Linked DNA regions of Mus musculus: all the other regions are linked to region 2. A link is a loop called in an ENCODE intact Hi-C map of the cell type or tissue named here. Cell type or tissue: heart. All regions are shown on one strand. Region 1 has its middle 77 kb from the start of Gpbp1. Region 2 has its middle 64 kb from the start of 4930526H09Rik. Region 3 has its middle 69 kb from the start of Gm33172. Region 4 has its middle 37 kb from the start of Gm38397. Region 5 has its middle 9.6 kb from the start of Gm32990. Region 6 holds the start of 4930526H09Rik (RIKEN cDNA 4930526H09 gene). Region 7 overlaps 4930526H09Rik (RIKEN cDNA 4930526H09 gene).

Region 1 (4,000 bases), 440 kb before region 2:
CAGGCAGGCAGGCATGGTGCTTGGGCAGTAGATCTTATCTGCAAGTTGGAGGAAAGACAGAATGAGCCTGGCGTGGGCTTTCGAAACTTCAAAGCTCACCTCCCTCCTGTCCCCAGTGACAAAACCCCTCCAATAAGCCCATACCTCCTAACTCTTCTCAAAACATTTCTACAAATTAGAGATCAAACATTCAAATATATGAGCCTATGTATGTAGTGTGTGTGGTGCTTTTCATGTTACCTGATAGGGTCTGAAACCACCACACAGGGACTCTTTATACTGAATCTGGAACTCAGTGATTGGCTGGACTAACTGGCCAGCAAACACAGGCATCTTCCAGTCTCCACTCACTGGTACTCAGTTGTGGTGGTTTGGATAGGTTTGGTGGTGATAGACTCATGTATTTGAATGCTTGGCCCACGGAGAGTGGCACTATTAGGAGGCATGGCCTTGTTTGAGGACATGTGTTGCTCTCAGGGGGAGCTTTGAGATCTCTTCCTATGCTCAGCTCCACTCAGTGTGGAAGAGAGCCTCTTCTTGATTGGTTGTAGAAGACAGTTTCTTCCTGGGCTGTCTTTGGATCATGATGTAGAACGCTTAGCTCCTCCAGCACCAAGTCTGCCTGCATGCTGCCATACTTCCTGCCATGATGATAATAGACTGAACCTCTGAAACTGTAAGTCAGCTCCAATGAAATGCTTTCTTTTTATAAGAGTTGCCTTGGTCGTAGTATCTCTTCACAGTAATAGAACCCTAACTAAGAAACAGGCTTACACATTTGTGCTGTCACGCTCGGCTTGCTATGAGCGGTAGAATGTGAACTGCTTGCACGTCAGAATTTTACCACAGAGTTAGTCAGTGTAGCCAGGTTCTCTTCGAACTCACAATCTTCCGGCTTCCTCACAGGTTCTTGGATACATGCATGTGCTCTACCTGACTGGAGGAGATTTTAAAAATTTACAAACAATAAAGTGTTGTATAGCTTTAAAGGCAATTGTATATTGCATTTGTAATCCAAAATAGTGACAATCCATAGGGTACCCTGGAATTATCTATGCCCACCAGATACACAAGAATAGTATCTAGTACCTAATGTTTGTAGATTCTCGCTAGTACTGGCTCTCTTCCAGAACAATCCTCTCCTGAACAGGAGTTGGGGAAGGTTTAGACTGTTGGGTTTTTTGTTGTTCTTTTGCTTGTTTATTTTGGCTTTTCAAGATAAGGGTTTCTCTGTGTAACCTTGGCTGTCCTGGAACTTACCTTATAGACCAGGCTGGCCTTGAACTCAGAGATCTGCTTGCCTTTGCCTCCCAGTGCTGGGATTAAAGACGTGTGCCACCACTGCCCAGCGATCAGTAACTTTAGACTGTGACTACTCATGAATCTCCAGTGTTTCTGTCTGTAGCTCCTCGAATCTACCTGAAAAGCAAGCAAAAGTCAGAAGCAAATTTCTTTCTTTTTTTTCCTTCGAGACAGGGTTTCTCTGTGTAGCCCTGACTGTCCTGGAACTCACTCTGTAGACCAGGCTGGCCTCGAACTCAGAAATCTGCCTGCCTCTGCCTCCCGAGTGCTGGGATTAGCAAATTTCTACTTGGTATTCTGTATACAGATGAAGCATTTAGAAACACATATCTTTGATCTTTGTGAAATTATCGGCCAAGGAGAAAGGCTCTTTGGACTCACAGAAATGGAAATAATTCCTTTTCTGACATGACAACAAATGTCAAATATATTCGAAGATCATTTTCACAGGTATATATCTCAGTGACCAGCAGAGGGGGCCAAAGAGCTGTTGATGTCTACTCGCACAGCACACATGATAATGTTTAAACTTTGTATCCAGAAAGTATCATGGCTTTAATTTTTCTGACGGAAGTGAGGCTAATATATGCATAGAATTGTACAGGTATCTTGTTGCAAGAATCCCAAGAGTTATGAAAGAAATGCTTTTTACATACAAAAACAAGGCCACCAAACTACTAAATGATTCAGTAGATAGCTTCCCTCCTCCACATTCTCTCCAATTCCAGGGTCCAGAATCAGACATTTTAGACACTGACTTTACTTTGCCTTGGGGAAAAACATGTATTTTTTAAAAGTAATTTGACAACAAAACACACATTTAAAAATGTACCGAAGGGCCTGGTGGTGGCGGTGAATGCCTTTAATCCCAGCACTCAGGAGGCAAAGACAGGTGGATGTCAAGTTTGAGGCCAGCCTGGTCTATGGATCAAGTTCTAGTACAGCCAGGGCTACACAGAGAAACTATGTCCCCCCACTCCACTCCATCCCACTCTCTGGGGGAAAAAAAAGGTACCAAAGAGTCTTGGTGAATGACACCTTTCTTTCCCACTAGATCCTTAGCCGCCCCACTTCAATGAATGTCCACCTCTGTAAGGCAGTTTTAAAAATAAATCCTGCCATATATGACAAGTCCTTTAACAAATGTAATAATTCTTTAATATATATATACATATATATACATATACATATATATATATATATATATATATATATACACATATATATATATACACACATGCACACACACACAAAACTTTCAAATAGGAATTCAGGAGTCCTACCTCTGTTCCACAGAGGTGGTGTATTGATCATTGGTATATATATCTATCAGCAGACACTGACTACTGGTTACCAAGAGTGATCATAAGTGCAGGGCGGGCAGCAGTCCACAGTGGCATGATGGCAGACAAGGTTGTCTTACGCTCTCCATCCTCATCCCTTCTATAACTTTGCTGTTAGCTAATTCACGGGGCAGGCTGTGTGTTGTTTGATGAGAGAGCACAGAAGAAGGTTGAGCGCTAGGACCTTGGGGCATGTGTGCAGCATGCGCCCCTTTCCTTGGTGTCCCCTACCTAGCATCCTCTTCTCATTGATGGTTCTTCGTCCAAGTCCAAGTATACCCTGTCCTTGTTTGGGTTTCAATAGCTCGGAAGAGGAAACCATGGCCACAACAATTCTTACTTAAAAAAAAATGGCTTGCATTTCAGATAATGGTTTAATCTATTATCATCATGGCAGGAAACATCGCCTCGCACTCGCCTCTCTTTTATATATATCTTGATGCTACTTTTTCAAAAGCTCTGGGGTCAAGGTTCTATACATAAAACACTAGTCTCCAGATGCCTGATCTGGTTGGGAAATCACCGGAGCACTGAAGACTTCTCTCAGGCATAGCGTTACTTTCTTCTTAAACTATATTAGAGTAACCCAGATAGTGACTTACAGCCTGGCTTTATCATGTGGTCTTTCGAGTTTCCTCCTTGCTTGTGGGACTCAAGCAACCCAGTTTAGTGGGTGGTATCTGAGGGAGAGGCAGAAAGAACGTTTGTAAAAATTTCCTTTTAAACTGAATAATACAGGGCTATGTGTTGTGGCCATCCTTTTTATTGCACATGAGATCTCAAGAATGCACGCATAGCACATAACTGAAATTCTATACCCAGAAAGGACATTTATGTGCTAAGAAGTTGTCAGGTAAGTATTAGATTTTTAGAAGTATTATTTTAAAATTGGTATACACATCTTTACATATTTATCAGTACCACATGATGTCTTGATAAATGTACATTTTATGTGACGTTTACATGATGACAAACATGTCTGTCTTCTCAAATATTTGCAGTATTTTTGGTGAAGAAAAACAAAATGAAAGCACCCTAGCTTTCTTTTTAACTGTACAGCATATTTATTGTTCACAATGTTCACTCATATGTGTATGTTACATTTTCATAAGAGTCTATTATAACATGCACCAGGCATGATCGTGCATGCATGTTCCATTTGGGAGGATGAGGAAGGAAGATAGTGAGATCAAGGCCAGGCTGAGCTATATACTAAGATCCTGTGTTAGTAAACAGCAACGAAACTTGTGTCTTTAACTGACGTTTGTGATTCAATCTGCCTAGTGCAATGACAGTCCAAAAACCATTAACTTCCAGGAGACTGGAAGGGATGAAAGGCCACGTTAATCCAGGTG
Region 2 (4,000 bases):
GAAGTACAATTTAACCCATATGCCATTTTAAAGTCACCTTCTAGTAAGTCATAATCAGACGAGAACTTGAACATGACGTTAGAAGCAGAAACCAACTTGCTGAGAAATCATCCGGGCTTCCCCCAACAGTCATTTGAGTGGGTTTTTAGAAAAGTAGAAAATTTCCAATTCTAGACAGACTCTGGTTTTCAAATCTTTCCCATAGTCCTTCAAATATTGAGTCTTAGGTCCAGCTGCTCTCCTCATTATTGACATACTTTGTCTTGTGCCCTGGGAAATCAAAGTTTCATTCCAACCTGGATATAGATAAGGGCCCACTAAGTCAGACATAACTGTGAGGCAGGTTTGGGGGACTGGAGTTGGTAGCCATCTGCACACCCTAGAAAGATGCAGCATTGAAGATGATTAAGTGGAGAGAGCAAGGAAGGAACTGTCAAAGACAACATCTTTCTGATGTGTATGGTGATTTCACGGTGGACCTCTGCAGCTGGTGTGTGTGTCAGGGGAGGAGGATGAGAAAGGAGCTATAATAGACTTTGTACAGTGACTGGCTTGAAATTAAGAATCCCTATTAGCCCTAGCTCTGCCGGTGAAGTATGAAGCCTAAGGCATGTCAGTTCCCATCTTATTTTAAAAGCAAATAGATGAAGTAATTTATGCATCGATCTAGTGCTCTTTTCTTTGTTAGAAACTTCGTGATGAAACAGAAATGACACATTTTAGAGCAGAAGAGATCTTACAGTTGTATGCTCTATGGCCTGGTCTAGTGATATTCCTTAGTTTCTTATTCATAAACGGAAGAGAACAAAGGCCAGAAAGTTGTTATAAAAGGACAGCCAGCATCACAAACACTTTCCAAGGTTCCAGAATATAGATGACTGTAACCAGGAAGATCACCATATCCAATGGTGCCATGACCTAGTCTGAAATAGACACATGTTGGAGAGTGACAATTGCTGTGACGAGACTCTATGACTACCCAACTCTTATAAAGGAAAACATTTAATTGGGGCTGCCTTACAGTTTCTAGGTTAAGTCCATTTTCATCATGGCAGGAAGCATGGCAGCATCTGGGCAGGTGTGGTGCTGGGGAAGTAGCTGAGAGTTCTACATCTGGATCTGAAAGCACCAGGAAGAGAAAGAGACACTGGGTTTGGCTTGAGCATTTGAAACTTCGAAGCTACCTCCAGTGTGGCACACCTCCTCAACAAGGCCATGCCTCCTAATAGTACCACTCCCTCTGCACCTATGGAGGCCCTTTTCATTCAAACCACCACACAGGGGGCAGTGCTAGATTCACTTCTGTCCCTGGTGATAAATAGCCTGGTGTCTATGTAACTAAAAATAAAATAACGCAAACCTCTGGCTTGGTCTTTGAATAGAAAACTGATGCCACAGGCTTAAAAACATTATCAGCAGTTTGGGTTCCATTGCACCATATGCCTCAATCCAACTCTGTGGCCTGGAGAACGTCACTTGGAGAACGTCACTTGGCCCTCTTGGCTCTGCTAGGAAGTTCTCCTAGTGGAGGAGAAGGCGACAGCATGTGTCTGGCTGCTTCAATCCTGCCCGGGAAGTGCAAAGCCCCATCGGCTTAAAGGGATTGAAGAATGACTTCTTTGGATGATCTTCCTGGCGCTCTTGGACTCCTGTGTTGAGAACTGAGGGGTGAGGATTAGGGAGAAGCTCCAAAGACATTGGCTTAAGCTCATTGCCACTGTTTTGGCCAATTTAAGCACGTGTAGGAAAAACAGAGAAATAAATCCATATGGTATTACATTTTCACCAACAACGAACTACTCCTGTTTATAAGAAAAATGACCTTTAGGTAAATTTGATGCCTGGGAATCACCTGAAGAAAGATTATTTTTTTGAAAGCTGTTGTGCCTGTGTGAGCCAAGAGTACTTCACGGCTATGAATTTGACAATTCAGTCTCCACAAAGCAACTGTTTGATCCTAGCAGTGATTGGAACTCTGTCCTCTAGAGGGCAGGAATGTACCAGATTTAAAGAACATGGAGGCTTGCACTGTGCTAGGGAGGAGCCAAATGCCCTGCTTACACTGTGTGAAAGAGGAAGGGAGGGAAAGAGATTACCCTAAACTAGTCTCTTAGACTAGGAACAGTAGGAAATCTTGTCTTGAATATTGAATAAGGTATTTTTAAATTGATGTGTTTTATTTTTTTTTTTCTTGGTTTATCTTGGCTTTCCTCTGCACCAACCCAGCTGGTCCTTGTTTTCATTTTTGTAGTTTTGTTTCGTTTTTCTTCAGATTTTGTACTTTGTATTCTAGGTTGGACATGAACTCACTATGTTGTTCAGGATAACCTCAAATTCCTGATGGCCCCGCCCCCACCTCCCACATGTTGGAATTATATGCATGTACCCACCACGCCCAGCTAAGAAATTCTTACAATGATTAAGCACCTTTTAGCTGAGACATTAACAGTAGAAGTAAGTTTCCTTGGCACAGCCCTTTCAGAGCGTGGGGAGACCAAGCCTGGAGCAGGGAATGGTGTCTTTTAACTCATTCTACAGATCCTGAGTAGCCTAACACAGGAGGATGCTCTGCAGATTAATCAGAAACTGAACATAAAAAGATCACTTGGGATGTTAAAACATAAGAACTGTCAGTCAAGATCTCTGGGATTGGCAGTCTGAGAGTCTTAGAAGGCCTTTTCTCCCATGCCATGGCTTTTCAGTTAACCCAGTGCTAGATGCTCTTTGTCTCCCTTGGAGAGAAATTGCCTTGAGAATATGCTTCATGTTGGCAGAGGGATTGCACAGGGAGGTTTAAACAGCAGGCTGCCGAGAGTCCAGGACATGTTGAGGCATAACCTGCTGCCGGTGGACCATGCTGCTCCAGGCGTGACCTGGGAGTTACCGGCAGAGTTTCACACCATTGTTCCTGCTGCTCTGCTTGCTCTCCAAGGAGAGGAAGGCTTACACCACAGCTTTCCCAGGGTCCAGACACTTGCCAGCAGCTGACCCATCAGGAAATGGCCTCTCCCCTCTTCCTTCCCACATTCCTTCCTTCCTGAGCTTCCCCAGTCCAAGGTGTGGCCGCGCGCCCAGAAGATCTGCTCTGCTTGATTGACAAGCAAACAAAACCTTCCTCTTAGATAAGCAAGATCACAGGTCTGTAGGAAATCTATTTGTTTCTGGATGGAGCTTGTCTGCTCTCGCTGTCTCAATAGCTACAGTGCTGACTTCATAGTTTCTTATCATATCTTTAGGATGTGTGGAACAGTAAATCCTAAAACAATGAGCTCTGCTTTGTAACATTTTTTTTAACAGGCTAATTCACAGTGAAATACTACACTTTGTTCTACAGAGTTTATGGTGGTCTCCCTTGGAGTCCTTAGCCATTTGTACTGTGCAATAAGAAAGACTAGAAGAGAGATTTCCTTTTTGAACTTTCTTTTTAATTTAGTTCTTTAGAAATTTGTTATTCCTGACAAGAGCTGGGAATTCAGGAAAGGGTGCCCCTTGCCACTTTTGGGGAGAATCTTTTTAACACAGATGCAACCCAAGAGAGAATGACAGAAAACTGTGCAATATTTTGGCTCAACAAGGTTGTCCCTTGACTTTTACATTTGTGTAAATGGAGAGCCTTCTTGGGATTTTTTTTCTTTGTTGCCTCTTGTATGGCTCTAGGTAAACCTGTGTGTGTAGGTATGCATGTGTGTGCATGTGTGTGTGTATGCATAAAAGGACCAAAGGTAAACTACTTCCAGATTCATTTTAAAGCTGATGCCTACCCTAAGATCATTTAAGGAAGAGCAAACATGTTTCTTCTTTTTAAAAGAATTTTTAAAACATTTTTTTAATTGTTCGCAACGGTTATCACTAATATCAGGTCTAGGAAAAGAGTATCTGCAGCAGACATATTGTTTCATGTTTTATTTCCCAGATGGACAAAAGGGAGATATATACATAGAAGGGGTTGATAGCAATCTCCAGAACGGCCTGTTCGTAGCCTGCAAGATAGGTATTGTTA
Region 3 (4,000 bases), 220 kb after region 2:
TAGTAGGATCTTGATGTATTCCTGTATCCTCCCAAATTTACCAGATGTGATTCAGTAGAAAATAATATGGACACAAAGTGAGGCTGAAAGAATCCAACCTACTGTTTCCAGTTTCCTGACTGTGACAGACTCTATATTTTAAGTGAATTGAAATGCATTAATGAAACAAAGAACTTTGAAATTACAAAAAGCCGTTCTATTTCCTCCCGTCCATTTACTTCTTACTATTTGATAAGAGAACACGCATCCTTCACTTCCCAACTCCACCAGATCCCTGATCTGTTTTAGCATGAAGGAGATTTTGGCATGAAGGAGATTTTGTTCCCTCTGTGCCTGTCCTGTTAAAATGACAGTTATGCAGTACACCACCAGCCAGAGGCACCTTGAAACTGCTCAGAATCAGGCACAAATGCTCACTGCCTCTCCTGGTCACTGTCATCTCCTCCTCTCAATTTTGTTGTTATTACTTGGGGGATGGATTTCGCAACTATACATTCTCCAGTTCCCCTTGACACTGAGTCTAAACCATGTTTCACGTGGGGCGAACCTCTCCATTCCTCCACAGCACCCTAGGCTTGTTTCAGTCCATATTTTACTAGCAATAGCACTGTTGATTGCTCACATGTGATACCTACATACAGATCTCCAACTTTTCTTCTTTTTAGCCCAACCAAGGAAACAGTTCATCCAACCATTGAATCCACTTGACCCATCATTAGCTCCAGTTCTGAGATCAAATCATTTTCTTTCTCATGTAACTTACATCCTATAGACTCTGCTGGGCCCTTACGATCAGTATTATACTTTCCTAGAAAACTTTTAACTCTGCTTAGATTTAATTATTCAGTTATTCCCCATTTTATATTGCATGGATGAAGATGGTTCTATAGAAAAGTGCACAAAAATAAAAAAAAAATAATGACAAACATATCAATCAAATGCTAAATATGGTAGTACAACACCTCTATAGTCCAAGTATTTGTAGGGATGAGATATAAGATCGGAAGTTCAAAGCTATCCTGGGCTAAATAGCAAAATGGGGCCAGCCTGGGATACATGAGTTCCTTTATAAGAAAGAGAAAAACAAAACAAGACAAAACCTCCACAACCAGAGCAACAACAACAAAAGCTTTCTGAAGGTCTCAACAGTGTTAAGCCACTTTACCTTGCTCCTCTCTTCTATTCCACAGCTTATGCCTCAGCCCAAGATTTTGAGATGATTGTTTTGCTTCTTTTCAAAATCCCCAAACATCATTTATCACTTTTTCTCAAGGTGAATCTCCTACCAATAGAAATAGGCATAATACAGTTTCAAAGATAAAATTGTTAGAAATTTCAGGACTGTGCCAGGAGGGCAGAATGCTGCAAGTTAGTGCCTTCTAAACTCAGGGTCCAATGCATCTGAATAGGCTGCGGGGTGTGAACTTGGCCTGTCTCAGACACTACACATGGGAGGGAGGCAGGAGATTCTAGCTGCATTGCAAGGCTGCCAGCACAGAGGGATCCCTTTGTTTCGGTCTGTTGGATACAGTACAGGTAACTGAATCCCAGTTCCATGTGTTAAATGTAACACTACCTGGCTGTGAGTGAATTAATCATTAAAAACGGACCAGTGAGAAAACACCATGCAAGTCTAACACAGGAGAGAGAATGAAAATGTTAGAGCTGACAAAGAGTTACGAAGGAGTGAAATCTCAGAGCAGCTAATCAACACTACAGAAATAGAAGAAACAGTAAAATAGTTAAAATATATTTACAGTATAAGTTATTTGTTTTATAAGATGTCTCACCATATAGCCCTATGTAGCCTGGAGCTTGCTATGTAGACGCGAGTGACGTTGAACTCCCAAAAATCTGCTTGCTTTTACTCCTGAATATTGAAACTAAATGTATACACCACCAGGCTGAATAAAAATGATGGCACTAATGATGAATTTCAACATTGTACTATATACCTTGACAAGTTAAATATTATATGTGTATTTGTATATACAATGGAGTTGCTTACTCAAATATTTTCTATTAATAGCTCTGATAATCTCTCCATTTCATTACAATTATGCTTCATAACTATTATAGAATTAAAGATAAGAACATAAGTAGATCCTATCTTGGGAAGTGAAGTCTCACATGTCATCATAAGTGGTCAAAAAGGATTAAAACATACTTTTGACATGTGTATGAATGTCCTTGATATTTACTGCTGAAAGAAGTGTAGACAGGGCTTTGCTTGATGAAAATCTTAGACTTCTGAAGACATCCTCATTGTTGAAATGTTTCACATGTGCATACACACACAAAGAAAAAGATAGGAAGGTAGGAAGGGTAGATGGGTATACACTGTTTCCTCCCTAAAAGATGTTGGAAAGTTAGTTAGAATACCCCAGTATTCCCCCTACTATGAAGTGGAAACACTGCACTTTGAAACATGAGTTTTACTTATGGTTTAAACACATGAAGTGTACAGGTCAAAGCCCAAGTGTGAGAAAGGATAGGGATGGATTTTATATAAACTTTGAATGGTGTTTGCTGTGGATAGTTTTCATTGTAAACTCAACAAACTCCAGAATCACTTGGCAAGAGTCTCATTGAGGGGGTTGCCCAGATCAAGTTGGTCTGTAGGTTTAATCCTTAATGGCTATTAAGCATACTGTTTCACTATGAAAATTCTTGACAACTTACATTGACATAGAATAATTCCAATTCCCTATGATACTCTCTACCCTTGTCCTTATCTTCATTTCTACCTAGTTATAAAGCCTAGAATGTATGACCTGAAGATCTCAATACATTAATTAATTTAGTAGACCTCTTTTTCCTCAGGGGTTTTATTTCAATAACCCCAGGGCATGACTGAGATATTAATATTGCTGTAGTTTCAATGTTGAATGTCCACCCAGAGACCCAGGTATCAAAGACTTTGTTTTTAAGGAGATGTTGTTTGGAGATGAGAAGGACTTTAGGAAGTTAGGTTCTATGAGTGGTACTTGGGTCTTTATGGGCATTTTCTACAGCAGTGGTTCTCTCAGCCTTTCTACTGCTGCAACCCTTTAAAACAGTTCCTCATGTTATGATGACCCCCAACCATAAGTTAATTTTGTTGCTACTTCATAAGTGTAGTTTTGTTGCAGTTATGAATTATTCCCTAAATATCTGTGCTTCCTGGTGCTCTTAGGTGACCCCTGTTTAAAAAAAAAAAAAAGTCATTTGATTTGCAAAAGGGTCTTGACAGGTTGAGAAGGAATCACAGGACCCTAGCCCGTATTTTCCTGCTACGGCTGCTTGGCATGGTCACCAGAGACCCAGAGCATTTAATTCACTTGACCTTGGACTGGAGCTTCCCAAAGTGTGAGCCAAATGAAACCTTGTATCTTTAGAAGTTATCAACGATGTTTCTTCAAGGTGACCGTAAGAGACAGTACCAAATCTTATGTATACAGTGGGTTGAGGATTTTGTTGTTGCTCTTTGCCTTTTTTTTCCTTTTTATTTGCATCTTTGATGAAGATGATTTTTTTTTAAATTAGGTGCAACAAGAGCTCATAATAAATAGAGGAAGTATAACAATTCATAGGAATAAATCTCTGTAAATGTGACCCCCCTTGAAGCAAAAGTTAATAAAACATTTTTAAGCCATGGCTCACCTTGTGTGTCTGCACAACATGAAACTGCAGCCTTGGGGCAGGCACCCAGAGATTCTGGGTCTATGATCTTTTCTCTTCAGTGTTCCACCCCAGCACTGGCCAACAGTCCCATGCTTTCTGTCTCTTGGGACCCAGGTGCTCCTTGTACATCATAGAAGGCTGCTTCTCAGAACGGGGTATTGACCTGGCTGCTTTGCTCCTCAATCCTGGGCAATCCTGCCCATCAGAGATAAGTGATGGGCACAAATATCCTGCCTTTCTCCTGGGGTATGTCTGTCTGTACAACTTTTTTTGCATATATAGGTGCCATTACATTATATATTTGAAGTAGTAAAATATGCTGCTTAGGTGAAAGGGA
Region 4 (4,000 bases), 100 kb after region 2:
TGGCATAGCTCCAGGGTGGGGCAACTCCTAAACTGAATCCAGAATGCCAAACAGTAGGCTGCTATACATCATGCCCCATATTTCTTTTTGCTTTCAATTGTAGTTCATCTGTAGCCTCTTCATTCCACCCAAACTTACTTCATTCTTATGTTCTGAACTCTTCTTCTTTGTAAGAATATATCCCATCAGATCTAGGCCACCTGTTTGATGTCTTAGCTACATGGATTAGAAGCCCATTGTTGCTTCTTAAAATGTCTTAACCTTTCCTTATGTGTAAAATAGGTATAGCAGAGAGTTGTTGAGGAAGAGGTAGAATTCAAGTTTTAAAATAGGTTGGGGGTTGATCTTGGAACTTTTGTTTTTCAATTACCTTCTCATCCCACTAAATGTTAAATATTCGACTTATTCTCTTTGATTTCTAGCTTTACAGTCTGCCAATGCAGGATTAATCTCAAACCTAGTATGAAAAGTTCAACAAAGTTCCTCTGAAGATTACTTATTAAAATGAATAGAATTGTTTTTGAAAGTACACCACTGGATTATACTCATGTATTAATTATAAATATAATTCTGAATGTTTGCTAAGACTTGTGCGGAACCAGACACCTCAGACACTGGGGTCAAAAGACTTCCATTGACAACCTTGTGTATTACACGTTACCACAGGGGACACCAGCATATTACATGTAGTATTACCTATTACAGAGACTGAGGGGGGAGACCCTAGGAGTACCACCACTTTCCCAAGCCTAAAACTGCATGGTGATCACTGTTGCTGCTGTTTGTGAAAATCTATTCATTTCATTCACATTTTACTTATTTTAGAGGACTGTTTGCTTTTCTAAGTGAGGTCTTGAAACATGATGGGTTGTAATTATCATTGCTGTATGTAAGTATTACCAGTAAGGGTGTCCACATGAATTCTCTGTTCTATCAAAAACCTGACATAGCTCTGGTTTGGGGGACATCAACCAGGAGCAAGTTTAGAATTTAGTGAATGCAATGGGAACTAGTAAGGCCAGCTTTCTCACTTTTCAAATCAGCTAAGCTCCCCAACTGTAACTTTCCCAGCACCGTGTAGGGGCAACTGCTTCCAATGTGTCTGCACTTCAGAAAATCACTCTCTGTCCTCAAGGACAGAAAACAGAAAGATTCTTAAATTACTCATCAGAACACACTTACTTCCCAAACAGCCAGCCTGGGTTTAAAGGCTGTCATTGACTATGTATTAAGCCCACTCCTCACTGAAATCAAAATGTTGGTCCTACAACCATATGAAACCCCAGAATGGGTTTCTATGTTCTAGACAGGCTTACATTATTTGTAGTTTCCTAAGATAAGAAAAGAAAAAGGAAAGCAAAAAAAGACATCAAGATCCACAGTGTCTGGAAGGAAAGTCTGCACACACGGCCATGGTCTACACAAGGAAAGATTCGGACGCTTGTTCTGATATCACGGAGCTATTTACAAACCTCCAGCTTGCTCTCAAGGAACTCATGGTAATTTCCTTAGCCACACAGAACTACCGATTACAGAGGACTGCCATACATTATTAATGGACTCAGATCTCCTTGAAACTCTAACCTTTCCAACCAGAAACAGGTCTGAGCAGATCAGAGGAGGAAAAAGCAAGACCTGAATGCAACACAGTAGTTTTTCAAAGGTTTCTTCCCAACCCCAGTTAGCTCTGCACATTCCCAAATTCCCACAGACATGTGGCTAACAGAATTTGAGCAAATGTACAGACTTCTATATTTGCAAGCAGCCAGGTTATTAGCTCTTTAAGGCCATGTGCAATGTCAGGGCCTCCCCAGTGGCTATACCCAATAAAACCTGTGATTGCTCTGTTTTTCCACTAGAGACCTCTGTCTGCTAACAGGAAGGTTGTGAGCAGTTCGCACTCCAGAGCTAGTTCCTGGGCAGTTCTAGGCTCTATCCGCAGTAGATAAAAGTTTGCCAACTTCCCCCTAGGAGATGGTAGAGTTTACCATCAAAGGAAAACAACTCTCCCTCTACCCCTCCCCCTCCCCTCCCCTCCCCCTCTCTTCCCCTCCCCCTCCCCTGTTCCCCTCCCTGTACCCCTCCCCTCCCCCTCTTCCCCTCCCTGTACCCCTCCCCTCCCCCTCTTCTCCCCCCCCCTCCCCTCCCCCTCCCCTCCCCCTCCTCGCCTCTCTCATTTAAATGTGCTGAAACTTACTCAAGCAGGTATATCATGAAGGATAATTTCCGAGACTTAAAACAGTGTCACACAGAGAAGAAAGAAGCAGGAAGATTCTTTTCCTTAGGTGTGCCCTGCTGAGATTCACAGAGAACCTCTGAACAGGCAGGAAGAAGAAAGAGTGTGTTTGTTCACAGGCCAGAAGCTCCTGGTCATTACTACATGTTAAGCAAGAGTTCTCTGGTCCTACCCTGTCCCAGGTGGCCCTGTATCCCCTCGGGTAGTCTTCTTCTTAGTACTCAGTACCACCACCACCAGTGTGAGACATATAGCTGTGCATTGCCAATATAACAGATGGAAGACATCTGGGGGGAGAAACTAAGAGATAAAGTTTCACCATTTTTCCCAAAGTCAGAGTACATTCATCTCCCTTTGCCTTTGAATAGTCTGTAAGGGATACAGAGGTCTGAAAGTGGAAATAATCTTCCCTCACTTAACCTGTGGCCCTGTGAAAAATTACCACGGCTTGGGTTTCAGAGTTTGGGTGTAACTAATTCTGCCCACGTTTCATGGTCTCTCCTACAGCAGAGTCCAGACAGGATGAGGCCAACGGGTCTGTGAAGCCTGTTTGGGGATTTACCATGAGTCAGGAATTTATAGATATTTCTTCAGACTCTCTAATATTTATGTTTTTTCTGAAACGATTATGGGTCGCTTGCATGTGTTTCTTAGGGAAAATGGCGTCATGTGTGTAGGTAGACTGTCTTTTCTTTTGTTTTTTTTTCCCATTCATTTATCCAGGTATTATCAAGTGCATCAATGTGCCAGTCAATGTAATTATCAAAGGAAAAACATAAATGGCAAGGCACAGAGGCTTGGTTCAGAGTTCCTAACACGAGATCCCTAAGAACAAACAACCATCAGGATGTCTATAGCACACACACCTTGTATGAAAAATAGATTTGAAACAACCCTTAAAGGGTTGGATGTAAGTAAATACCTAAAAACTAAGCAATTAAAAGAATTCATTCGAGTGGTGCTGCAGAGATGGCTCAGTGAGTAATAAGAACCTGTATCATTCTTGCAGAGGATTTGATTTCAGTTCCCAGTAACTATGGAGACATTTTATAACTGTTCGTAGCTCCAGCTCCAGAAATATCCAGTGCCCATGGCCTCTGTGGGCACATGTAACACCACACATGCACGTATATGTATGCACAGTTAAAAATAATAAAAACAAATCTTAAAAAAAAAAACAGTGTCTTAGAATTATCACATGATAGAAATATTCACAATACAATATGAACTCAGGGATGGAGTTGTCATATCTGTGCCTGACATAAAGTATGGAAAAGGCTACTGAGATAATGACACTTGTATTGCCTGTGGAGGATGAGTAGGAAGTTCCCAGGTATCTGCAGGGAGGCTAGAAGGAAGTCATTATGCCCTGACAGGAAGATCACCTCCTGAACCTGAGGCTAGCCTACAAAGCAAAGCATGATGGGTATTTTCTCTACAGCAACCTGACACCAAGACCATGCTGGATCATTGGTCAACTACTACAGGTGGAGGAATCCCACAAATAGTTGAGAACAAGGAAGTAGAATATGTCCAATGCTCGGTGTGGGATGATCAAGAAGATCAAAAATGTGTGTTTCTTGACCAAGCTGTAGGAGTGCCTAGCTTCAGCTCAGTGGCCTGCTCCCTTTTAACTGGAATTGGAAAGGTTTGCTCGTTCAAGTACACAGAGTACTCCCCGTGTGGGAGAGAGGTGGCCTTGATTCTACAGCAGAACAGCTGTATGCGTGTTTCCTGTGTTCCCACTAGCCTTCTTTACATCAT
Region 5 (4,000 bases), 410 kb after region 2:
TTTGTGTGTATTATGTGAAGGTGTGTCTGTTTACACAGGTACATTCCAGCCATGTCTCCAGGCTGTATGCCTCCGCGTGCACCAGGCTTGCCAGCCCTGGAGGTTCCTGGGATTTTCTTGTCTTCTTTTCTCAATGTAAGCATGATGCGATTACCCATCCTCACTAATTTATTTGACATTAATTTGCGTTTCGGGATCTACACTCCAGCCTCTAAGCTCGCACAAGTACTTTCACCCACTGAGTCATGTTTAAAAGGAGCCGAAGCAGGCGTTCTCTTACACGGAGAGCGAAGCTTGCCAGGGAGGAAACTGCAGAAGCAAAACCAAAACAGACGGAGAAGTTCCGAGTGTCCTTAAGAAGTTTGTACTGCCTGAGTTCCTCTTACATAAGTGCCTGCTGTTTTGGGCTAACACGGGGCTGAGGAACAGAGCTCCTGTGGAGAAGGTCTACATCTATGCGTGCTATGGTTTGACTCAGTGTAACCTACAGGCCCGTGTGGAGGCTTGATCCACAGCGGAGGTGGTGTTGCCTTTAGGTGGTGCAGGCAAATGGCAGGCCTTAAGCCAATGCGGGCAAGGCACTTAAGGGGATGTTGGACACCTAACCCATTCCCTTCCTCCTTGCTCTTTGCTTCACAGACATCATGAAGTGAAACGCTTGCTCCACCATGTTCTCCAATCTGATGTGGTCTCACTATCCTCAGACCCAAACTTGAATTGAAACTGTGAGAGAAATAAACTTGTCTTGGTTAAAAGTTGATTTATGTCAGGATTTTGTTAAAGTAAGAGAAAACTGACTAGCACAATATGCATACTTAGATGTACGTATATGTGTGTATACACACACATGCATGGGTATGCAGACATATGCATGTATGTATGTGTATCGGTGCTAGGGGATATAGGGTCAAAAGAAAAGATGTTTAAAAGAGTGTATGAGTTATATGTTCCCTTTTCGAAAATAGAATTCCAATTCTTTGGTTTGTGCATCATATATAGTATCCCATATAGGTAATGTTTTTTCTTATAACTCTTTACTTTGTCACGCACACAGTTTCTTTTCTGTCTTTCGGCTGTTAAAATAGCAAATAATCCAGGTTTACTTTTGCCCAGCTTCCTTCTTTCATCTTATATGTCATTGCTTATATGTCATTGCTAGCATTTTTTCCCCCAGAGCTTGGGCCTGTTGTCTCAGCAACTGCTTTCCCCTCTGCTCCATCATTTATCAACGGCACTGGTTTTGCTTCTGTGTTTATTTTCCTTGAGTCTCAGAGGATGACTTTTCTGGAGACCAGAATGTCATGTATGCCCAGTGTCTCATAGAACTTCTTGCATATAAAAATAAAGATAGTTACATACATTGTTGGCAAACAGAAAATCTGAGCAGTAGATGAAATACTGAACAACATATGACATATATGCAGGATATTTCTCGGCTGTGGTATACTTGTTGACCCTATACAAAGCCCTAGATTTGATTTCTAGAACATCAATGAAATCTTTACATGTCAAAAAGAGTTAGTAAACCAGAATTATGCCTAGAATATAAGGCCATGGATCATGTAAAGATTTGTGGATTGACGTGCAAACTCTAGTACATCAATTGCTTTTCTTGGCCCTTGTTATAATCTTTGTCTCTTTCCTTCATTTTGAACTATATCTGGACCTAGAGTGATCAGTAAAGATAAGAAGCTGTATGCCTGGAGAAACCTGAGTGTCAAGCCACCCTATAAGGTTATCCTACTCAAGGGAAGAGCCTGGTCCAGAACATGACACCAGTTGTCTTCTCCTGTCTCTATTGCATGAGTAGAACCAAACACAGTGGCACACACTTATAGTCCTTGGTGCTTGGGAGGTAGACAAGATGGATGGCATGTGCCAGGTGACCAATGTTAGCCTGAGCACCATAGCAAGACCCCCATTTCAAAACAAGAAAATAGTTTTGTCTAACAGTGACAGCTCTCTCCATGCCTATTCAGTAGCTGTTAAGACGCAAAGCTTCCCTTCAGATGACAAATGATACATTGTTGCCCTTATAATGAAACAAACTTGCCATAGACCCAGCTTTGATTTCGGAGTTTTGTCAAGGTAACTCAGACATAAGGATTACTGTCCTCAGAGATGTGTCTAACCCTGAACTGTCTTCCAGATTAGGCTACAGAACCCAGTATCTGGAACTTCAAGAGGTGCGATGCCTCTCTTTGCTCTGCTTTGCTGTCACCTAGAAGCAGCAGCTGCTGCTGAGGAAAGATGACCTAGAGGATGTCTGGGGCCATTGCAGCCAGAGGAAGAAGAGGAGGGGCTGACTGAGTTGAATTGGCAAGTTGTGTGATTAAGTCTGAATGGATAAATGTCATACATGAGAAACTGTGCTACTGTAACACTGGATCCATGAAGGTGAGTTAGTTTAATGTCTGTTGGAAGCCTCACAGAGGTATTTGGGGAAACAGACCCTGAACTGTCGGATAAATTACTTCTGGAACGAAGCTCAAAATTATCCTAGAAATGAAGCTATGCACCAAAGCAGGAAACTCCTCCTGCGAAGCTCACGTGGTCATCTTTCTGGGCCTATTACAGGGTGGAAATTCAGTCTTCCTCGTCTTAATTAGCGTTTGTGGTTTCATAAGGGTGGCCCAAGTCGTGAAATTTCCTCTCTGTGTTATTGTACAGAGGATTCCGCGAGAAGGGACCGCAAGCCCGAGTCCTTCACAGTTTTGTTGAAGAATGTCAGCAAATTACCATTGTTTGGAATCACACGCTCATAAGCTGGGCAGCAGAATATTTATGATACGAAAACAATCACAAAAGCCTTTGCCGCGCTGCCTTATTGACACAGCTTTCCCGTCCCCACATCTTGCTTCCTCTCAGGAAAGTGGGACGTGTTGGATGATTTCCCAGGTTCTATTTGGAGAGGAAGTCTATACGTTTTCCACCACGCAGACCCTGCCAATCTGCACACTCCAAAGAACACCTGCAACTAACAACTACGCCTGCTCTCTTTTGTGTGCCCGCAGCTATCAAAATAAATGAGTTACCCCGGTTGGGAAAATTACATCTCTTTTCGGAGTAACCTTGCTCTCTGCACGTGCGCAAGGAGTCAGACACCGTGATGCTGTGCCCAGTGCTCCTGACTAGAATTATAATCCAGACATTTTGCGTTACGTCATTGTCAGTAAGTGTACTAACAAGAGCTATTAAGATCTCATGACCTGCCTGTCCCCTTTTTACTAGTACTTCTCCCCTATTCTGCTCACGGTTGATTCTTAACCAGTATAATAATGGGAAAGAAGGACCTGCCTCTTTTCTTTGCCCAGATCTGCCACTAAGATTTTGAGTCCTCTCTCCCCTCCCTCCCTTCCTCCCTCCCTCCCTCCCTCCCTCCCTTCCTCCCTCCCTCCCTCCCTCCCTCCCCCCTCCCATCTCAAGCATCCTTGTAGGCTAGCATTCAAAAGAGAATGGACAGTTGCTTTCCTCCTGAACATCTGTCCAAGCCCCCAGGATCTGAACTTTGGCTCAGAACGCTGAGAACTCACAGCAGCTGTATGGTCAGCTTTCAACACAGCACATGCATGGGGAAGGACTTGCTGCTCAAATGAATGTTCATTTACTGTTGGGTATTTAGCAACCCTGCCCTCGAACATAGGGCTAGTCACAGAATATTCCTTTGATGGAAAAAAATAGCAGGAGATACATCCACAAGCAAAAAAAAAAAAAAAAATCAAAACAAAACAACGAAAACAACAACAGCAAAAAGCTCCAAACCCTAATCACTACATCTAACAAATTCTGCTTCTTCCCTGATGGTCCTGTTGCTGCTGTAGCCACTCCTAATATATCTCCGGGCACAGTAATGATGCTGGTGATGGTGATTCCAGGTTTGGGGTGGTGGTATGAGGTGCATAGGTCTGTGCACATGAAAAGAGATCGCTTTGGCTCAGCACCCACCTCTACTTTGGAATTGCCCCAGGCAGGACAGCCTGGTTTGGCAAAATATGTACCC
Region 6 (4,000 bases), 65 kb after region 2:
CCTAGAGTTTGGAACAATAGTCATGATTGTGGAAAGTTCTCAGGGTGTTCCTTTTCTCCTTAACAATTAGTATAGATTGAAAATAAAGTTAAAATGTTTCTAACTGTTAAGGTGATGGTAGTTAGATCCAGATTGATAGAGGCAGCACAGAGTTAAAAGAAAGAGGAGACAGACCATATATAAATATATATTCTGTATATAGAAGCAGAATTGCCCTTTAATCTGAACAGCTGAAGGGGAGAGGTCTCTCTGAGTGAATGGAAGCTACTTACATTAGCACAGTGGGCTAGGGGATTTTATAGGAAAGAGGAATGACTTTGGGGATAGAAGCTTCTATCTGAGGTCAGTTCCCCTGCAGGGTCCCAGCGGAAAACACCAAAGGAGGTTAGTGTGTTATCTATCTTAATAGAAGCCAGGTGTTATTACCAGTCAAGTTTCCAGTCTGGATTTTCTCAGTCTACCTGAGACTTTTAACCCTTCAGTGGTATCCTGGGGAAGGGAGGGGTGGTACTAGTGACTTTCACATTAAGTGAAGAGTTTATTTAACAGTAATGTACTGACTTAAAAAAACTGTGACGAATATATGACAGTAAAATATTAACCACAGACAGAATAGAGGGAAATAAAGACATCCTCTATACCAGTGATTCCTAACCTTCTTAAAGCTGCAGACCCTTTAATTCAACTCCCCCTGTGGTGAATCCCATGACAAAATTAGTTCATTGCTACTCCATAACTAATTTTGCTACTGTTTTGAATCACGATGTAAGTATCTATCTGGATATCTGACATATGACCCTCCAAAGAGGTTGCTATCCACAAGTTGAGAATCACTGGAGTCTATACCACCTTGGCGGCATTTTTGTAAATCTGAAACAATTTGGAAAGCAAGCTTATGAATGATACAGTGATAGAGGAAGCTCATGATAACACCCACGAGTAGCTCAAAGGCCACAATGCTTCTGCTCTCCAGAGAGAGGTGACCGCTCTCCTGTAAGCTCTCTGCTTTGGAGCTCCAGCCACATCACCACACCTCCATCACCTTACAGAGCATGCCTCCAGTTTGTTTAAGTCTCTGAAGTGGTGAGGCTCACTGCGTATGCTCCATTCTGTCCTCGCGCTGTGCTGGTTTCTGTGGCGCAGGCAGCTATGCGCTTCACATTTATCTTCTTACTGACACTCAAAACTGGCCTTCCTTTGTCGGGATTCTGCAAGACCAAAGGAAGTGTTTTAAAACGTCCTTCTGTTAGGTTACCACGCATGATGATCCTAGTCAAGTCCTGATAGCTGAGCCATTTGGATCTGGCCTTTGTGACAGGTTTCTTGTTCTGGAAGTCTGAGTCCTGGGAGATCCAGAACATGATTGGCTTCTATGGCATGTCAGCCCTGCAGAGCCTCGTCTGCCTCTTATACAAGCATCCTGTTGCTTTTGATCTCTTATTTCTAAGGTTACTAGCTTACCATGGATGGCTGTAGTGAAGGTATAGCCACAAGACTGAGGAATCAATACAGCATACATCTGTTAGCAACACAGGAGGCCAACTTGAAGTTAGGTCAGAAAGGATATATTCAAAAAGTTCCCAAAGTTCTGATTCCTACGTGTTTCTGAAATGTGCCCCTTCTTGTATCAGTTGGGGTCCATCTGATAAAGAACACCTTTGAAATCTATCTTGGGTGAGAGAAAGATTGGTCCTCAGAGCATTGCTGGTTTGGATGATGGAAAAGGTGAGATGCCAAACAGAAGACAAGGCCACTCACGTTAGCTGTAGCAGGAAGCTATAATCAGCGCTGGGCTGTGTGGACAAAGAGAGGAAGTAGTGTTTCCACAGCCAAGGGTGGGATCCCTGGACTGCAGCCAGGACTGGAGCATGCGTGCACAGAGGCAGCTGAAGCCAAAGAGGAAATACAACTGCTGCTGTAAGTGTCATCTGAGGCCTTAGAGAGAGAAACATCCTGAAGTTTTCTGTTTTTCAGGCTGCTGACAGTAAATATTTCTGGGCAAAGCTAACCAGAAACCTGCTAACCCAGAGGCTCTTTTCAGCACAGAGCAGAGAAGCGAGTTCTCTTTTCAGATACAAAGGACCGCTGCTCCAGCTGAGCCTCTACCTTCTCCTTCTCCTTCTTGTACTGTTACTTATGGTACAGACATACATGTACACATGTCCTCACAGACGTTCCTGACACAACAGTGATAGTCTCCTTCCGTTTCTTCTTTCATACTTTAGACAGAATGATGGTCTAAAACAAACAGATTTGGCTCCTGTTTAAGCCAAAAAATAATTCCTTGTCACTGTGTATCAAGCCCAAGAATTTTATCACGGAAGTCAAGTTTTTTTGTCTGGCTCTTATCTTCCTCTTTAGCCTTTTTCTCCCGCAATTCAGGGCTAAAGGTGAAGTTCTGTGGGCAAAGTGCTTGCTTGCTTAGAATGTGCAATGTCTTACACTTAATCCTCAGGAATGCAAAAATATGAAAATGATGGTTTGTTTCCTACAACTGTTGCATGGCTCGTCTTGAATGCAATGAAGACTATGTAAGACACAGAGTCATCATAGACAGCTATGGCCAAGGTGTCAGAGCGTCAGCTGTTAACTCTCCATCCTCAAATAGCTTCTAGAACCCTGGAAGAACATGAGATGGGAAGATTTCACCTACTCCAGGGAAATAAAGGGGCAGAGAGATGCATGGGCTATGGAATGATGCCAACGGATCAGAGAACAAGTCTGTGCGATTTGTGACATTCTTAGTAAAACCCATCACGTTTGATAAGTCTGGCTATGTGGTATGAAATTTGATTGAGAATAGAACTTCGTGTCTAAAGAAGTGGTTCTCACTACTATTCCTAAAATTAACTTACTGCTAACAGACCTCTGGTGGAATAAAGGACTGTGGAAGGTTCACTCTTAATAGGAACAGATGCTAACTGTCATCTACAGCTCCTACCTTCTCTCCACCCCCACAGGCACTCCTCCTAAACTCCTAGTCCCCATTCTGCTTGTGTGACTTAAGGCTTTGGTAATGATTGGCTTTGGTTCATGGCTGTCTGCATTTAACCAGTGAGCACTGGAACACAAATAACTTACTAGTGGACACTTTAGTGAAGACAGTGATTTCCCCAACCCCAGCAGACCACAGCCAGTATTAGTCTGTAGCTGAGGGGTGTACTGTCTTCATCACATAAACAAACACACCCATATATAAACATGCATATACATCCATGCACATACACATACATACACACATATACATAAACACACCTACACATAGAACAATATACACATACATTTACGTACATATACACACATACATGCACATACATATAGATACACAACACATAAATATACACATACACAAATATATACCCATACATATATACATACACACACCTATATACACATATGCATACATAAATACACATACACAAAATACTTGACAAGAGTTGATATATTTCTAAATCAGGTCATCTCAGTTTCCTAATATTTAGGTTTTTTGAAAACAGAGTTCACTTCAAAAGCTTATTTCCTTTTGAATTATAAATATCATTTACTGTATGTTTTTCAAACTCCAAATGTAGCTAAGTCATCCGTAATCCATCCATAATTTGGGCTAATATAATTTTTTTAATCTTTTTTTTTAATCTTCCTCAGGAGACATTAGCTAATATGGAGGTTATATAGTAGGAGATGTCCACAGAAAGTAGATTCTGAAAAGGAAATAGAGTAGCACATATTTGTTAGAGAATGTCTTAAGAATAATCCACATAAAAGAGTTGACTATAGCTTGGAAGAGAAAATGTTGAGATAGGCTGTCGCAACAAGAGATTGGCCACAGTAGCCACTGTAACAGCCAGGTGTGATGGCCTTTCTGATTTGTGCTGATTCAGGGAAAAGGCATGTTGATGTAGCAAATCAGTAATCAGCAGGGCCATTTAAGGTGAGCCATCTTTATTCAGATAAAAGAATCCCAAACAGGAATGGCAGTGAGGTCCATTTCCCACAGTCC
Region 7 (4,000 bases), 74 kb after region 2:
AACGGGAACTGCAGAGAGAGGAAGTGGCAAAGAACAACTCCATAGTGTTAGGTGACCACACAGACAAGAGATGGACGCGAGATCTCTGGAAAACGTCAGTCACGAAGATTTTTATGTAGTGTTTCTCATGCAAAAGTGTCTTGGGTCAGACTCTGGCTTTTGTTACGTACTTATTCCTCATCTTTACCAGTTGACCATATAAGTATTAACCTTAAAAATATACAGTGTATTATGTTATTGCCCATCCCCTCCCTACCCACTTCAACTCCCTCCTGCCTCTCCATTCCAACTTTATGGACTCTGGTGTTTTTTTTGTTTTTTTTGTTTTTTTTGTTTTTTAATACTCCACTGAGTCCAATTAGCACGCCTCATATTTTTAGAAAAATAACCAAGAGCATTTAATATATTTCCATATTCTTTTCAGTGACCTGTACATGACATCTCCATGTCCTTTACGGGAACTTGGCAAGGGCTGGGCGTGGTTGATGAGTGTGAAGGGAGATTTTCCGAGCACATGTTGAAGTGAACTCAGCAGCTAGTAGACCAGGGCACAACAGCGGCCTTTGTTTTCGAAGGGTATCTCTCCTTCCCTTGACCTCTCTCTGACTTATCACCCAGTCCTCTCCCCACCTCTCCCTCCTCACTCAGGGCTTTCTTTTCCTCTTTTCCTTTTCCCAACCTGGATGTTTTCACCTACAGCTCGGCTTCCTTGGAATTGCTCTTGGCTCACCGTGGGCATTTTTTTTAGGTCCGTGGTTGTGAGATTTCACAACCGGACTGCTTCTGTGTACCGAATACTGCTTCCCTGCCATCCCTCATCCCTTATTAGCGAGCATCTCACCCACACAGTTTGCAAGACTTCTCTGCTAATCACCTTGGTTAGCTGCTTTACATTTCCCTAACACGTTGTGCAGTTCATTACCATTTGATTTATGGCCACGATAGCAACAACCTCATACCTTTGATTTTTCGACTGTGGGTGGGAATAATCTTTAAGGGATACTTAGTTGTTGTTGTTTTGATGTTTTAAGGTTATTTAGGCTAATAATGAAAAAGCTATTAGAAGATGCTCTATGAGGATGTCTGAAAAGCTTCATAAACATCACTACCTTCATCTTTCACATCACTCTTACTTAGAAAGCATACATAGAAAAACAACCAAAAGGCTAGTTACTTACAACTAGTAAACATAAATTCTGAAAACTAGCTTGTCTTAACTTAAAAAATAGTCCCCTTTCTTCCTCTACTTTAAGTCCAAGATATAGAAGACATGATTCTTGTCTTCAAGATGCAAGAACACAGTTACTCACAGACTGCCCATGATAAGTGTTATAATAGAATTATAAAAGAAACACTCCAGCCTTAAGGGCTTGGCGGGTGGTGGTTCAGTCTGAGGTAATATTGAGTACATCACTGAAGAACAGCATAGGTTTGGAGTGCAGACATACAGAAGTGAGGCCACTGCTCCAGAGAAGGCAGCCTGGACTTCCTTTTCAGTTTGTGACCTATCACTTTAATCTGTTTTCAAATCTACTCTCGCTTCTAACGATACACAGTGAGTATAGGCTATGCCTTTTTACAGTATGAATATTGCCCCACATTATAGCATACAAAAAGAATGCAATTTGAAGAGAAGAGCTTCAAAAAAAAGAAAACAAAGGAAAAAAAACAAGTTAATAGAAATTCTTCTACCTAGAAGCTGGGATGAAGATAATTAATGAACATGAAATAATCTAGGAAAAGTATCTTGTGGGATTTGAAGCTGCGTGTGTGTCAAACTGAGAAGTACAGCACACAGACACTTCCCAATCTTGCTTTCCAATCTTGTGCTTATACTTCTGAGACACTCACAAGGATCCAGCTTCCTCTAAATCAAGGCTTGGACGGATGCTCGGGCAGACCACCCTGAGGCGATGATTGCCTTCCTCAGGAGATGGCCACATGCGCTGGGTCCCGTGGGAGGAAATGAATGAATTGCCTATTGTACTTTTTGACTCAAACAAGGTTTAAAGGTGAATTTCCAACATGTTAGGGGGTAATCATCACAGTGTGGTAGCCAGGCCCTGGTGGTCCCACCCTTCCTAGGTTCTGTAAGGTCTTCCCCTGTTGAAATTATATAAACACTTGGAGCTTTTCTTCTGTCCTCAGAATTCTCTTCGTCTGCCAAGGTTATGGTTATTTGGAATAAAAACTTGGCTCCTTGCAATCTTTATTAAGAAGTTGTTGGCTGTACCCTTTCTTCTGCTGCTTCATCTGTAATCTTACAGTTTGTCTTTTGGGGGCCTCCTGGTGTCAAACACTGCCTCTGAGAACTGTCAGCAGCAAGGGGGGGGGCATATCTGTGTGTTTGGCATACTAAATGGTAACCCTAACTCTGAACTTGCCTCAGGGTCACCTCCCCTCTCTCTTTTCCAGGCCAAGTTAAAGCCTCTAGTAAAATCTGAGCTGAGCAGAAATTCACAGGTTGTACGCGGCAGGGTTATCCCTCTTCATGAGGAGAGATGATTGTTCTGCACAATATACACAACCAGACTCCAAAGCGACTTTCTTCTTTAATAAAGTTGAGGATATAGACTGCTTATTGCATGGTCTTCTTGGAGACAGTAAACACCTCTGGAAGGGAAGACAAAGAAAATGATCAGGCAGAAGGAGTTGATGGAGACACAAGTACGGAATCTTTGCTGGCTAGTTTTAAAGAGATGTCTAGGATTGAAGTGGACCCTCAGAGCTATCCACGAGGGTTTGACCTTCACTGGCCTGAGACAGACAGTCATTGGCTGTGGGCATCAATACCAGGCATATAACATTGGCCATAGGGCTCTTTACAGTTTAAGCACTCTGAGAAGGGACTAGCAGCTGATGAGCTCTGATAGCACTTAAGGAGCAGGAAGAACCTTTACCCTGAGAAGCAGACCAAACATAGCATTACTTGGTTTACCACAGATGATCCCTGCTCCATTTGGATTTGTCCATTTCATATTTGAAGTAACTCTTGAACACTCTTCTGAACTTCTTTTCTTCAGGTAGACTGGAAATCAGGAGTCAGTGAAGCTGTGGATTCCTCTCTCAAAAGTTATCACATATACTCACGGTCTCCCTTCGTTGTCAATTCTAGATTTCCCTCATGTTTACCTATCTTCTCCGATCTCCAACTACTTCCTTATGGTATAACCCACAGCCCCAGTCTTGAATAATCTTGGGATCTGATTATCATGCACTTATCAAGTCAGAATTGCTTCATTTTTTCTATCTGTGATGGTAAATGAGCAGAGGAACACCCAGAAAGTGGGCTACCTGGTACCAGACTTAATCTTCCTTGCCTTATTATATAATAATGGCTTTGTGGTACCTGATGATTAGTATTGCCTTGTGAAAACAATAACTAGTGGGCAATAGTTGTGTTTAATACCCTTTCTACAATGGATGCTATGTGGTGAGATCATCGTGTGATCGACTCATTTTTATGATTTGAACCTACTCATACATTTATCTATATTCCTTGACATGACATCCCTGATCTTCCTCCTTTTCTTTCTTTAGACTGCTAAGAAAACCTGTAGCTCCTGATGAGTCTGTAAATGGTGTCTGGCTTTGGATCACATCTCTTTCTGAACAAGGGTGATGATGGTCATGTGCAGATAAATTGAGGTTGCATGATCTCCTGTGGTCTTTGCCAGTATTCTAGATCCTTTATATTGAGTAAGTGTTCTCAGTATTATAAATTCTCATATCAAAATCCATGTTATACTTAGTTTCCTTCATCACACATCCTCAACATGCAATCTCACGTACAATTCTTACATCCTCCTGGTGCACAGTGGCCAAGAGTTGCAGCTCCTTTGCGGTGTAGTATCGTTCTTCCTTTCTTTGAGATTCTAGTATATCTTTGGCTTAATTATGCTGGAAGCTAGTCTTAGTTATCTGCTAAGCAGCCACAAAGGGAAGTGGAACAGATCCTGTGGAAAACACACATTTTGTGCAGGGGGAGGGTTCTACATTC

Evidence for each region. Hi-C counts contacts between places; a loop is a spot of excess contacts. Peaks named below come from ENCODE experiments on the same cell type or tissue, not always from the same donor. Only the 100,000 strongest peaks of a DNase experiment are listed, where the experiment ranks them.
Region 1: it touches region 2 in a loop (11-fold over the local background); 23 of 42 quality-filtered maps call a loop at or near these places.
Region 3: a loop joins it to region 2, with 2.7 times the contacts of the local background. A loop is called at or near these places in 8 of 42 quality-filtered maps.
Region 4: it touches region 2 in a loop (4-fold over the local background); 5 of 42 quality-filtered maps call a loop at or near these places.
Region 5: a loop joins it to region 2, with 5 times the contacts of the local background. A loop is called at or near these places in 7 of 42 quality-filtered maps.
Region 6: a loop joins it to region 2, with 4 times the contacts of the local background. A loop is called at or near these places in 5 of 42 quality-filtered maps.
Region 7: a loop joins it to region 2, with 2.9 times the contacts of the local background. A loop is called at or near these places in 6 of 42 quality-filtered maps.

Annotation. Positions count from the first base shown.
Region 1 is chr13:111,411,133-111,415,132 of GRCm38, reverse strand. No RefSeq gene overlaps it. Among named protein-coding and RNA genes, the nearest start is that of Gpbp1, 77 kb to the left of the region's middle. In heart, a CTCF peak has its summit at 1,769 (motif pointing right); no DNase peak of the experiment used is centred here.
Region 2 is chr13:110,966,300-110,970,299 of GRCm38, reverse strand. No RefSeq gene overlaps it. Among named protein-coding and RNA genes, the nearest start is that of 4930526H09Rik, 64 kb to the right of the region's middle. In heart, CTCF peaks have their summits at 1,780 and 1,990 (motif pointing right); DNase peaks (open chromatin) are centred at 1,539, 2,019 and 2,979; H3K27ac peaks cover 1,584 bases.
Region 3 is chr13:110,750,444-110,754,443 of GRCm38, reverse strand. No RefSeq gene overlaps it. Among named protein-coding and RNA genes, the nearest start is that of Gm33172, 69 kb to the right of the region's middle. In heart, no CTCF peak of the experiment used is centred here; no DNase peak of the experiment used is centred here.
Region 4 is chr13:110,864,760-110,868,759 of GRCm38, reverse strand. No RefSeq gene overlaps it. Among named protein-coding and RNA genes, the nearest start is that of Gm38397, 37 kb to the left of the region's middle. In heart, a CTCF peak has its summit at 1,846; no DNase peak of the experiment used is centred here.
Region 5 is chr13:110,557,128-110,561,127 of GRCm38, reverse strand. No RefSeq gene overlaps it. Among named protein-coding and RNA genes, the nearest start is that of Gm32990, 9.6 kb to the left of the region's middle. In heart, a CTCF peak has its summit at 2,245; DNase peaks (open chromatin) are centred at 367, 2,277 and 2,947; H3K27ac peaks cover 618 bases.
Region 6 is chr13:110,901,286-110,905,285 of GRCm38, reverse strand. It overlaps 4930526H09Rik (RIKEN cDNA 4930526H09 gene), which reads left to right and starts at 1,440. Exons shown (of 3, transcript NR_131194.1): 1 at 1,440-1,917. Gm38397 (predicted gene, 38397) reads right to left here and starts at 1,787. Exons shown (of 5, transcript NR_131193.1): 1 at 1,759-1,787; 2 at 1,462-1,519; 3 at 1,043-1,208. In heart, no CTCF peak of the experiment used is centred here; a DNase peak (open chromatin) is centred at 1,855; H3K27ac peaks cover 2,274 bases.
Region 7 is chr13:110,892,033-110,896,032 of GRCm38, reverse strand. The region is part of intron 2 of 4930526H09Rik (RIKEN cDNA 4930526H09 gene); the gene reads left to right. Among named protein-coding and RNA genes, the nearest start is that of Gm38397, 9.5 kb to the left of the region's middle. In heart, no CTCF peak of the experiment used is centred here; a DNase peak (open chromatin) is centred at 1,952; H3K27ac peaks cover 550 bases.